3 separate regions of the Homo sapiens genome follow, and regions 1 and 2 are each linked to region 3. A link is a contact called in ENCODE Hi-C or POLR2A ChIA-PET data. All regions are on one chromosome and are shown on one strand. The core of a region is the stretch at or near the end of the contact, and the rest is flanking DNA. Distances in the headings are between cores, read along the strand shown.

Region 1 (3,711 bases), core at 863-3,362, 370 kb before region 3:
GGAACATCTTTGGATTACTTTCTATCCAAACTCTAATTCTGTCTTTATGGCCACATAAAAAAGACGAAATCTACATTGAAATCTCGGTTTGGTGAGTTCACAGTTTCTGCTGCTGGTTGGTAATTTCCTTAACTACCCTTTCCATATTTCTAACAATACACTAAAACACCCATTAGTCAATGGTCAATCCTGTGCTTTATTGTAATATTTTATAAAATATATTCCTTCTCCTCACACCTCCTTAACATTTACTTTTTAAAACAACTGGTAACTTAATAATACCTGGTAATTAGATTCATGACATTATGCTCAAAATTACTTTACTAAAATATCCCTAGCTTGCCAACAACAGAAATGGAATGTTCTTTTAATGCTAAATTCTGAAAGGAAAAGTCTTCAAAGAAAGAAAGTTCAAATAGTGGCCACTCAACAGCAGGTTTTTAGTGTTTAATATATTCAGTGAAAGGTCCGTGGGTAAATATTCAGTGATTAAGTGGCCAAAATACAACTCACAGCTTTTCCTCTAAATATCAGATATAAAAAGAAAAACTATTAGGCATTTTCAGTGGTTTTTAGGTACTTGTAGGAAGTTCTGGCTTTATGTATAGCTTTTTTATATATGTGTCTACTGTTAAATTAAGATCCTATTTTATATCAACATTTATGTTAAGCAGTGTAAAGTTACTTGACCTCTGGTCCGTTGAAGTGCTTCTTAGTTGTGGTTTGAGACACTTTCATCCAATTTCATAGCTTTCATTCTCAAACTTCATCAAAAGGAAGAATACACAGGACCTTCAGTAACATGTAGACAGTAAGAAAAAAAAACTTTAAGTGAGATAAATAGGGAGTTTTATACGTGGTGGGTGGAAGCTCTTTGTCTTTTTTTCTGCGTTTTGGCCTTAACCTCCAACAATGAAGGTTGGCAGAGAATGTATCAGGATTGAATAAGTCAGCTGAGTACACATTGGCATGGTGTTCAGTGTAAGCTGTTCTATGACCGAGGCCACCAGTGAACTGCTTTTGACTGTTTAAGAACATTTAGGAACTGTGAGGTACTGTTCTAAGAAAATGTCTTTAAGGTCATGGATAATGTGCCTCATGGTGGAGCACTATTTCTTTATAGTAATTCTCTGTGGTTAATTTAGATTCTAGATTATCTTGCTGAGCCTTGAGGAATTTCCCAGCATTTCAGCATCAAGTATGGTTGTCAACCCTGCGGCTTCCTCAAATCAAAATTTACAATAAATGTAAATATCTTCAATCTCTTTCTGCAATGCAACGCTGCAGTCAAGCTGCCTATTGCAAAGAAGACATCAGAGGTGTGGCCCTGGAGATTTTTTCCAGATGGTCTTTCTGAAAATAGGATACTTTTATGAACAACAATTTATAATTAAATCAAAACATTAATGCACTACAGAGAACAAAAGCTCAACCAGCTATAAAGGTATTCCATCTAACATTTGTGTCAACCTTTATATCATCTAAACACAAAACAATTGCTAGCAAAAACATTTCAAAAGCATCATGCATGCCTGTACATTGTGAATAGCAGATTTCCTTCAGTTCATTTGCCTTTTCTTTGTTGTTCTGAAAGAGGACAGACATTATATTATTGAGCTCTAAAACTCTTGTGATCAACAGAAAAAAAGAACATCTTTAATTGCTCCCAAAGCAATAGATGATCCTCCCACAACAGAAAACTGATTTCGACTTCTGCATATTTAAGGCAGAGGAAGAGCAAGGTGTGGAGATATGTTGGGATTATTTCTCTAAAGTTCTAGTTACCATGATTGCCATTTTGAAAGAAAGTCTACTAGATATAATCTAAGCCAGGTCACACCAGAATTCCTTGTTCATTTCCCACTTCTCAGTTATTGTAGTGTGACATTTCACAGCCAAACTTCCTGCATCAGCTTCAGGAGGGAGAAATCCCACATCCTTCTCTCTGGCCCTGAGATTCATCAGTGAGCCTAACCAATACCGGTGATTGCTTTTTCTCAGCTATGTCCTCCATATTAGCGACAGTAGGAAAGAAGTGAATCTCTCACTTCCCCGTTTCTTCCCAGTGCAGCTCTTGTAGATCTCAAGCACCTGTTTCTGTTGTGTTTTCAAACTGAATAATGTGTTTCAAAGAACTTTCTCAGGACTGCCTCACCAGAAAGTACCCTGAACTCCAGCAGTGCTTAAACATTAAAAGGAGAAAAGAAACCCTTTGAGATTTGGTCAGCCTCATTTTCATCCAAAGGTGTATTTTGTAAAAACCAAACTTCAAATAAAAATGTTAAGTGATCTTTGTTTTTATTCTCTTCAAAGTTTAGGGGTGAAATGCCTTCATTTTGTTCTTCACTTTCTTCTTCGGCATTGGAGTTCTGTGTATTGCTGTTGTTTCTTTATTGGTTTGTTTCTATTCAGGAGTTTCATCATTTTTTCCATTTGTGTCCTGATTTAATTATCACAATTATCTTATTTATTTTCAATGTCCACCATGTGGATTGTTCAGATGACCAGTAAAATCAACCATTGCTGGCATAGCATAATTGCAAATAACTCTTCTGTAAGTACTAGTTTTATAAATCATAGAGTTCTCAAAGTGTTTGACAATAATGTTTACTCAGCCAATCAGGTGTTTTACCTTGTAAGTTAATTTTTCTACATTTCTTCACCCACCTCAGGCTTCTTTCAAGGTCTTGTAGTAACCTGAAGGCCAGATTGGGCTTCATTTTCTTCCATGTGCAGTTGGGAACTGCATACAAGTTTGATGTTGTAGCCCTACCAGCAAGCTAGCCCGCACTCCCTACCCGCAAACTCAGGCCCTCCTGCCTTCCTGTTAGTGATGGGGAAAGAAAATCAACTTAACATGACTCGTGTTTTCATTTTCTTTATTTGAAATGTCTGTGTCAAGTTTAGTATCAGGATCAGGCTGACTTCATAAAATGCACTGGGATGTGTTTCTTCCTCCTGGGTTTCTGAAAGCATTTGTGTAAAATTGTTATTTTTTTCTTACCTAAATGTTTAACAGAGTTCAGAGGGAGATTTTGATAACAAATTCAATTTCTTTTATATATATAGGACTAGTTAAGAATTTTTATTTCATCTTGTGTCAGTTTAGTAAGTTGTATTGTTCAGAAAATATGTCCATTCCTTCTAAGTTGTTGAATTTATTAGCATACACTTGTTCATGTTTGTTGGATCTGTAATATATTCACATACTTATTCCTGATATTGGTGATTTCTCTTTTCTTCTGCATGTCAAACTTTAATGTCATTTCCCCTAGAAAAACCCCAAAATGTTTTATACCTATTAATTTCCTCTATCATTTGTCTGTTTTCTGTTTCATACTTTCCTCCTCTTATAATATCTTTATTGTTTCCTTCCTTCTACTTTCTTTGTTTTTGTTGTTATTGTTGTTGTCTTGAGGCAGAGTCTCACTCTGCAGCCCAGGCTGGAGTGCAGTGGCAAGATCTCACCTCACTGCAACCTCCAACCCCCAGGTTCAAGAGATTCTTCTGCCTCAGCCTCCCAAGTAGCTGAGACTACAGGCATGTGCCACCACGCCCGGCTAATTTTTGTATTTTTAGTAGAGACAGGGTTTCAACATATTGGCCAGGCTGGTCTCAAACTCCTGACCTCAAGTGATCCTCCCACCTTGGCTTCCCAAAGTGCTGGGATTAGAGGCATGAGCCACCACACCCGGCCCCTCTACTTACTTT
Region 2 (3,450 bases), core at 760-3,259, 290 kb before region 3:
GTGTAAGCTGCTAACTTGGGGGATAATTTGTTACACGGCACTAGTAGCTGAAATATTATTAGACAAGTGGATGTTTACTCATCAAGGCCATAAGATTCCAGACCAGACTATAAATGCATGAGTGTAGGTGTTCTATGTGATTCGTTTACCATTACAACCTCAGCTTTTAGCCCAGTGTCTGTTACAGCAGGGATTACAATTATAGGGATTTAGCGAACAATCTTAGCCAAATGATAATCTTAACTAAATAACAGATTAATAACAACTTAAATAATAATAATCTTAACTAATTGAATAGATTAATAAATGGATGAATGTGTTCTTAGTCTAGTTTTGTGTTTATCTACCTCTTTCTTGCAGCTCAAATTTGGTGACCTAGCTACAAATTGTTGGCGTACACAGGAATTGTTTTTCCTGTCTGCCAAGTTCCCCATCTTTAATTTCTACTGTGTTCCTTGCCCCAGCATTTAGAATATGAAGTAGCCAAGAGAAAGGCCTTGGACCATGTGGATCTCAGAAAGCTCATCTGGTAGGGCCCCTGGAGTGAGCAGAAGGGGACCAGGGTTGGGTGAGGCGTGGTTGGAGGCAGCACCCCTCTGAAGCCTGTGAACTTGAGAATGGTCTTTATGAGAATGCAGAATCATCCATTAGTAAAGTGCTGCCTCTCTCTTTCCACATACCTTCCTAGGGCACAGGAATTGAAGAGACTGAAGAGAGATGACAATTAGACCAAATCAGCGTATCACCAGCTCCCTGCTCAAGGAGTGTTAACTGGTTGGGCAGGGGGCTATTCAGGTGGTGTGTTGCGTGAGATAGTATCCCTGCCTCAAAAAATCTGTGCCATCTTCCCCTTCTACCTCAAACCCTTTTCCTGCCTTTACATATAAGTGTGTGCATGCACACAAGGCCATGAAGAGGACTAGGGTCTTCCTCACACCTGATTCTATGCAAGATGGATGTAGCCTTCCATGCTGGTGTACTTTTCCCAGTATAGACACAGAATAAGAAGAATAGGGATAAGAATAAGAATAAGAGCAGAAGAGCAAGGAGAAGGAGGAGAAGATGGGAGAGGGAAAGGAAGAAGAGGAAAAGTTATCTTTTATTTGATGTTTGCTAAATGGCATGAATTATAATAAAAGCTTTTTGGCATAATCCCATTTAATCTAATAACAACAACAACTCATAATTTCCAATTTGTAGATGAGGAGACTAATGCTCAAAGAGTTTAAGCAACTTGCTCAAAATCTCACATAGTTGGTAATTGTTGGAGCCAAAATTTTTAGCCAGGTTTGGCTATCTCTAAATTCCTTTCTCTTTCCATTCAATGAATCTACAGGGGGTTCTAGTATCACCTGGAAGTATCCAAACAGCCCACAAGGAGCAGTGCTCAAACTGGATCATGATGTGGGAGTCACTTTGATTCTGACGCTGTACAGAATTGAATTCCTTGTTATAACACCTGTTTGAATTTTGCTTCTCCACACACTGCTCCTTGGATGCCTAAGCACAGCCAAGAAGAACTCCTAACTTACCTAAAGTCCAATGTCCTGGCGATGCCTTGAGGATCAAGAATTCAGGGTATCAGAGTCCAACACAGTGCATTGCACCAAAGAGGAGCTGTTGAGTAATTCAGTTGATGGCTGTCAGCCATACATTGCTTCATGCACAAGAATGCATGTGTTACTGGCAAAAGAAAAGTGACTTCCTAAGATCCATTCTAGTTCAACCACGTTAGTTGTCCTGATCATAGCAGCCACTGTGAATTCAGTTGGTTTTGTTAACTCCCCATGATGCAGTATGTACACAAACTCTGTTTGCTAAGGCAATGCAGAGTCAGTAGTTTATTCAATGTTTACAGAAAGTGATAAGAAAATCAAGGACTAGAATCAAGTGTCTAGGCTCCGGATCAAGTTACTCCAAGGTTGCAAGGAATTTTCAGAGGCATTTCATAGCTTCTTAAGAATGCTTTCTTGAAATAAAGCCTGGGGCCGGGCACAGTGGCTCACACCTGTAAATCCTAGCACTTTTGGAGGCCGAGGCGGGTGGATCATCTGAGGTCAGGAGTTTGAGACCAGTCTGGCCAACATGGCAAAACCCGATCTCTATTAAAAATGCAAAAATTTAGCTGGGCATGATGGCGCGTGCCTGTAATCCCAGCTATTTGGGAGGCTGAGGTAGAAGAATGGCTTGAACCCAGGAGGCAGAGATTGCAGTGAGCTGAGATGAGCTGAGATTATGCCACTGGACTCCAGCCTGGGTGACAGAGCAAGACTCCGTCTCAAAAAAAAAAAAAAAGAAAAGAAAAGAAAAGAAAAAGAAAGCAAGCTTGGGTTGCTGAGATTATGGCCAGCATTCTATAACTGAGTCTGGGATTGTAAAGTAAAGAAGCACCAGCACCTCCTTTGAATTGTTTTGTTTTATTTTTCCAATTCAGCAAACATTTCCTGGTCATCTGCCCTTTTAGAGCTTTGCCACTTAGCCCTATAGAGGACACTAAGCAATAGGAAACATAATCACTGCCTTCAGAATATTACAATCTGTTGACAAAAATAAGTCTTCAACTAACATGCCCCAGAGGGTGAGAAGAGCCTGGCCCTAAAGATACTCACAAAATGTGAGAGAAGTAAGCAGCCCAGAGAAGTCTATTCCAACAGGCAGTTATGTATTTCATTTTGATCATGTGTTTATTCTTGTGGTTTGATTCAGTATGACCTTTGGAGCCTCACTTTGGACTAGACATCGAGCTACAGAGTGGAAATAATTGATCTTACATTTTTTGTTTAACTAGTTCACTATACCTAGTAATTATGGAAAAGTTGCATATTTCAACAGATTCCTTTGTCATTTACTACTCTTTGGTGGGTCAGAACATAATAGTTCACAACATATACATGCTGATTTTTAGATCTCAAAGTCAGAATATAGGGTTGAATATGTAATTATAATAGATAACATATATAAATTATGATAACATATATGTTACTATGCCAATAAGTTGTACTTAGGCCCTTATATACTTCATGTGGCTACTTTCTCTTACATTGGGGAAAAAATATAAAACCTCTCTCTTAAAATCCTACTATTTAGAATAGATGTAAGAAGTCAAATTGTACCCTCCACCTGCTCAGCTGAGTGGCAGAGCTCTATCTTTAGAATGAAAAATCCAGACTGCTGAGTGGTGATAATTTAAATTCTCCAAAAGAGAAAAGTGGGAAGTTAGAACAAGTATGAAAGAAATGAATGAAAGAAAACAAAACATTAGCTCCCAAAGAAAAGATACAGGAAGTTAGGGAATTGAGAAAGAAAGAAAAGATAGACCAAACACTGTTTGAAACAGAACAAAAAAATTCTGAACAGAAGCCTGACTTACTATAATCCATTATATCTTTGCTGATACACCCAAAATAGGATTCAATTTAGTTCCCAGTAAATGACACCAAACACCAAAAA
Region 3 (3,695 bases), core at 534-3,033:
AATATGCGTTCATTTTCCTTTGTGCTGAATGACATACAGTGATTTGAATGCTTTAAGTATCTCCCCTTCTCTAAGCAACAAGGCAGAAGCCCAGGGTTTGCACTTATCACATCCATGGCCAAGAAATTGCACTTCAATTTCTTTACCCGTGAAGTAAGGATAAGACTTTTCCTTCCTTCCTTACCCCTCACAGAGCTGTGAAGTTCAATGAAGGCAGTATACGCGAAAGGAGTTTGCAAATGAGAGGTACTTCAACACAAAGCTTTACTATTTTAGGCCGGGCACAGTGGCTCACGCCTGTAATCCCAGCACTTTGCAAGGCCGAGGCAGGCAGATCACCTGAGGTCAGGAGTTCGAGACCAGCCTGGCCAATATGGTGAAACCTCATCTCTACTAAAAATACAAAAATTAGCCAGGAGTGGTGGCTCATGCCTATAGTCCCAGCTACTCTGGAGGCTGGGGCAGGAGAATCACTTGAACCTGGGAGGTGGAGGTTGCAGTGAGCCAGGATCACACCACTGTACTCCAGCCTGGGCACAGAACAAGACTCCGTCTCAAAACAAAATTAAAAAAAAAAAATAAACTTTATTATTTTCAAAACATCTCACCAAAGGTAGGGTTTCTCTGACTCCAACAAATAAATATGTGAGCCTTTGAATCAATCATCCTCTCCTCACTCATTTTCTGAAATGATTTGCTTTCTGGAGTTCTACACAGGGAGATAAAATTCAAATGCTATTTGGGAGCGCTCCTTTTCTCTCCAACTTCAAGCCTTCATCAGTAGGTGTCAGAGAGACTGTAAATATTGTCCCCTGACTTGGCTTTAGAGGGAGAAAAAAGATGCCCCTGTGTGGCCAGAACAATCCTGGTTTGTATCTGTTGTCCTGGCCCAATGATGTATAGTCCACTCTCCTCCCATTCACTCTCAAGTGCTCCAGTTTGATCAACAGCTTCTATGCTCGCCCCAGCCGCTTTAGGTAAAGAAGGCTAGGTAAAATGCCTATGACACAAAACAGGGTGCCACATAATTACCAAACAAATTTCCATCCAGTGACACCCTTCTAAAGGAGCACACCCCTGACCAGACCGGAATAGAAGGCGTCCTCACCTGCCAACTCTTGAAAACTGTCGCCACCTCGTGGTCACAAGCTGCTGTTCCAGCAGCACTGGACAGGATCCTTTGACCTTTGCAGAAGAGATGAAGGAGTGAAATGGACACAGAAGATGCAGAATTAGGGGGCTTGAAAAATATGTATCTCATTAACATACACTTTTGTGTTTGCTGATTAAAGAAAATCGCCACTTTCAGGAGATTCTCATTAGGCAGGAATAAGGCATCTTTTATATTTTACACTCTCAGATTCCAATAAAAAGATTGCAGGCTAAAATGTTATTTTGATATAAGTTCTACTTTATATTGAAATATTGTTTAATTAATTCAACATAGTGGGAATGGTGGCACTTAATTTAAAAAAATCCACCAACAAATGTTCAATTCTTGTCTGGGATCAGGCCACTGAGGGAAAGGAAGACTTCTCTGTGACAGTTTGTCTTTCCAGACAAACTCTTTGTCTGGAAAGGGGGCTGTGTTCAAAGAACACTTCCCTGAGAAAGTGATTTGTGTGCTGAAATTGAAAGAAGGACTGGAAGATAAGGAGAGAGAAGGCAAGTTTGTGAGTGAGGGGCACGGCCAGTGGAAGGATCCAGTGAGTAGGGTGGGGATGTCTGAGTGAGGACAGCATGTTTGCGCAACTGAACGATGACTCATGTGGCCATGAGCATGTAGAGTAAGAGGATGACGAGGCAGCAAATGAAGCCGTGCAGCATGTCACCGGCATGTCGAAGCTTTTCTACCTTTTTTCTAGGAGCAATGGGAACCTATTCACATGTTCTAAGCAAGAAGACAAATTTGAGTTGTGAAAAGCTCATTCTCGGTAACGATAAGAGAAAATACTAAAGATGGGCTGTAGTGATTTGAAACAGCCACTACTGCAGTGGCCCAAGTGAGCATTATCATGGTAGGGAATAACCGATATATGCTGGGCACACTTCTAGATGCTTTGTGTATTGACTCATTTAAGCCTTACAAAAGCCCTATGAGATAGGTACTACTATTAATACCCATTTTACAGATGAAAAAAGAGGCATACAGAAGTCTAATTTCACAGACCACAATTTATGTCTAATTTTATGACCACTACATTACCTGGCCTACAGACAGTAATAAGAAAATGGAAGAAAGTATATGGTTTCAAGAGCTACTTCAGAAGAAAAATCAACAAGACCTGATGATGTGCTGGATATAGGACATCAGAGAGTATCAAGAATGATACCCAGGCTGACGACTTAAGCCACTGGATAGGGACACTGGAGGAACACCAGGTTTGGAGAAAGTCATAAGCTTGACCTTGCAGATGCTGAGTTTAACCAGTGTTTAACTGACTGAGAAGGCAGTTGGCTCAAGAGATAGAAATATGGAGCCAGGCACAGTGGCTCCTGCCTGTAATCCCGGCACTTCGGGAGGCCAAGGTGGGTGGATCACCTGAGGTCAGGATTTCAAGACCAGCCTGGCCAACATGGTAAAACCCCATCTCTACTAAAAATACAAATATTAGCTGGGCGTGGTGGTGCAGCCTGTAGTCCCAGCTATTTGGGAGGCTGAGGCAGGAGAATTGCTTGAACCCGGGAGGCGGAGGTTGCAGTCAGCTGAGATTATGCCACCGTACTCCAGCCTGAACAAAAGAGCGAGACTGTCTCAAAAAAAAAAAAAAAAGAAGAAGAAGAAGAAGAAAGAAGGAGAGGGAGAAGATGAAGAAGAAGAAGAGGAGGAGGAGGAGGAAGAGGAAGAGGAAGAAGAAGAAGAAGAAGGTTTCTACACTTAAAAAGATGAATAAGGAGAAGGGAGGGGGACAGTGAAGTTACTGATTTCTTACTATATATTAATATGCTTGATGGGTATTTTAAAAATTAATCCTATGAGATAGATATTATCATTCCCATTTAGCAGACCAGGAAACAGGGAGGTTAAATAAATTTCCAACTGTCAAGTTATAGCATTTGGATGGGATCTCAGTTCTTCTGACTGAGATCCTAAGATCTGGATTGGCCATTTCCACTGGTCTTACGCGCACCTGGGATTATGCCCAAACTGTCCCCTCAAATACATTCCACCCCAGTGTCCAGCAGTGATTCACCATTGACTAATCCTTGTCTTTCACTTCCTGTATCTAACCAATTATCAAAACCTGTCAAATTGACTCCCATCAGTATCTCTTCAATTTGTCCCCACTACCACCAGCCTTGCAGACTCATGTCATCTTTTGCATAAACTACTGCAATAGCCTCCTGTTGGCACAATTTCTTCGAAAGTCGGATCCAAGCAACATCACTCTACAATATATGTCAGTTGAACACTTGCTCTTCAAGTTTTTTCTTTATTTTGCTTCTAGCACCTTACTATCCTTCATGTATATTCCAGTTCTCTTACCAGTCCTTCTCAGAGTCCTTAATGAACTTCTTTCACCAGTCTCTTTAAGAAATTTTTACCAACCTCTTTGAGAAATACCAATGTTCTTTAGAGGCCTGAGTCTCAGTCTGTTTTGTATTGCTATAAAGGAATGCCTGAGACTGGGTAATTTCTTTCTTTCTTGTTTTTTTTTTTTTTTGAGACGGAGTCTCGCTCTGTCGCCAGGCTG

What was found. A loop is a pair of places that touch in the nucleus more often than their neighbours do. ChIA-PET counts read pairs that join two places held with the same protein, here RNA polymerase II (POLR2A). Pooled maps may share reads with other maps.
Region 1: a pooled map shows a loop between it and region 3 (2.3-fold over the local background). The contact joins two enhancer-like sites. A Hi-C loop is called at or near these places in 1 of 168 maps with a recorded cell type or tissue (posterior vena cava) and 2 of 50 pooled maps. POLR2A ChIA-PET finds 5 or more read pairs at or near these places in 3 of 52 experiments (CD8-positive, alpha-beta memory T cell, Panc1 and activated CD4-positive, alpha-beta T cell).
Region 2: a map of PC-9 shows a loop between it and region 3 (6-fold over the local background). The contact joins two enhancer-like sites. A Hi-C loop is called at or near these places in 4 of 168 maps with a recorded cell type or tissue (Caco-2, IMR-90, PC-3 and 1 more), 1 of 37 single-sample maps with no recorded cell type and 4 of 50 pooled maps.

Annotation. Positions count from the first base shown.
Region 1 is chr6:11,513,237-11,516,947 of GRCh38, reverse strand. All of the region lies in intron 4 of LOC105374928 (a long non-coding RNA gene), which reads right to left. It also overlaps the pseudogene THAP12P5. Among named protein-coding and RNA genes, the nearest start is that of TMEM170B, 23 kb to the left of the region's middle. RefSeq lists an enhancer at 1,846-1,895. Within about 2 kb of position 2,112, at least 3 of the 41 ENCODE cell types and tissues checked have a DNase peak (open chromatin) inside an H3K27ac peak, as active enhancers do.
Region 2 is chr6:11,433,275-11,436,724 of GRCh38, reverse strand. The region is part of intron 1 of LOC105374928 (a long non-coding RNA gene); the gene reads right to left. Among named protein-coding and RNA genes, the nearest start is that of TMEM170B, 100 kb to the left of the region's middle. Within about 2 kb of position 2,009, at least 14 of the 41 ENCODE cell types and tissues checked have a DNase peak (open chromatin) inside an H3K27ac peak, as active enhancers do.
Region 3 is chr6:11,141,984-11,145,678 of GRCh38, reverse strand. No RefSeq gene overlaps it. Among named protein-coding and RNA genes, the nearest start is that of ERVFRD-1, 32 kb to the right of the region's middle. RefSeq lists an enhancer at 1,205-1,254. Within about 2 kb of position 1,783, at least 4 of the 41 ENCODE cell types and tissues checked have a DNase peak (open chromatin) inside an H3K27ac peak, as active enhancers do.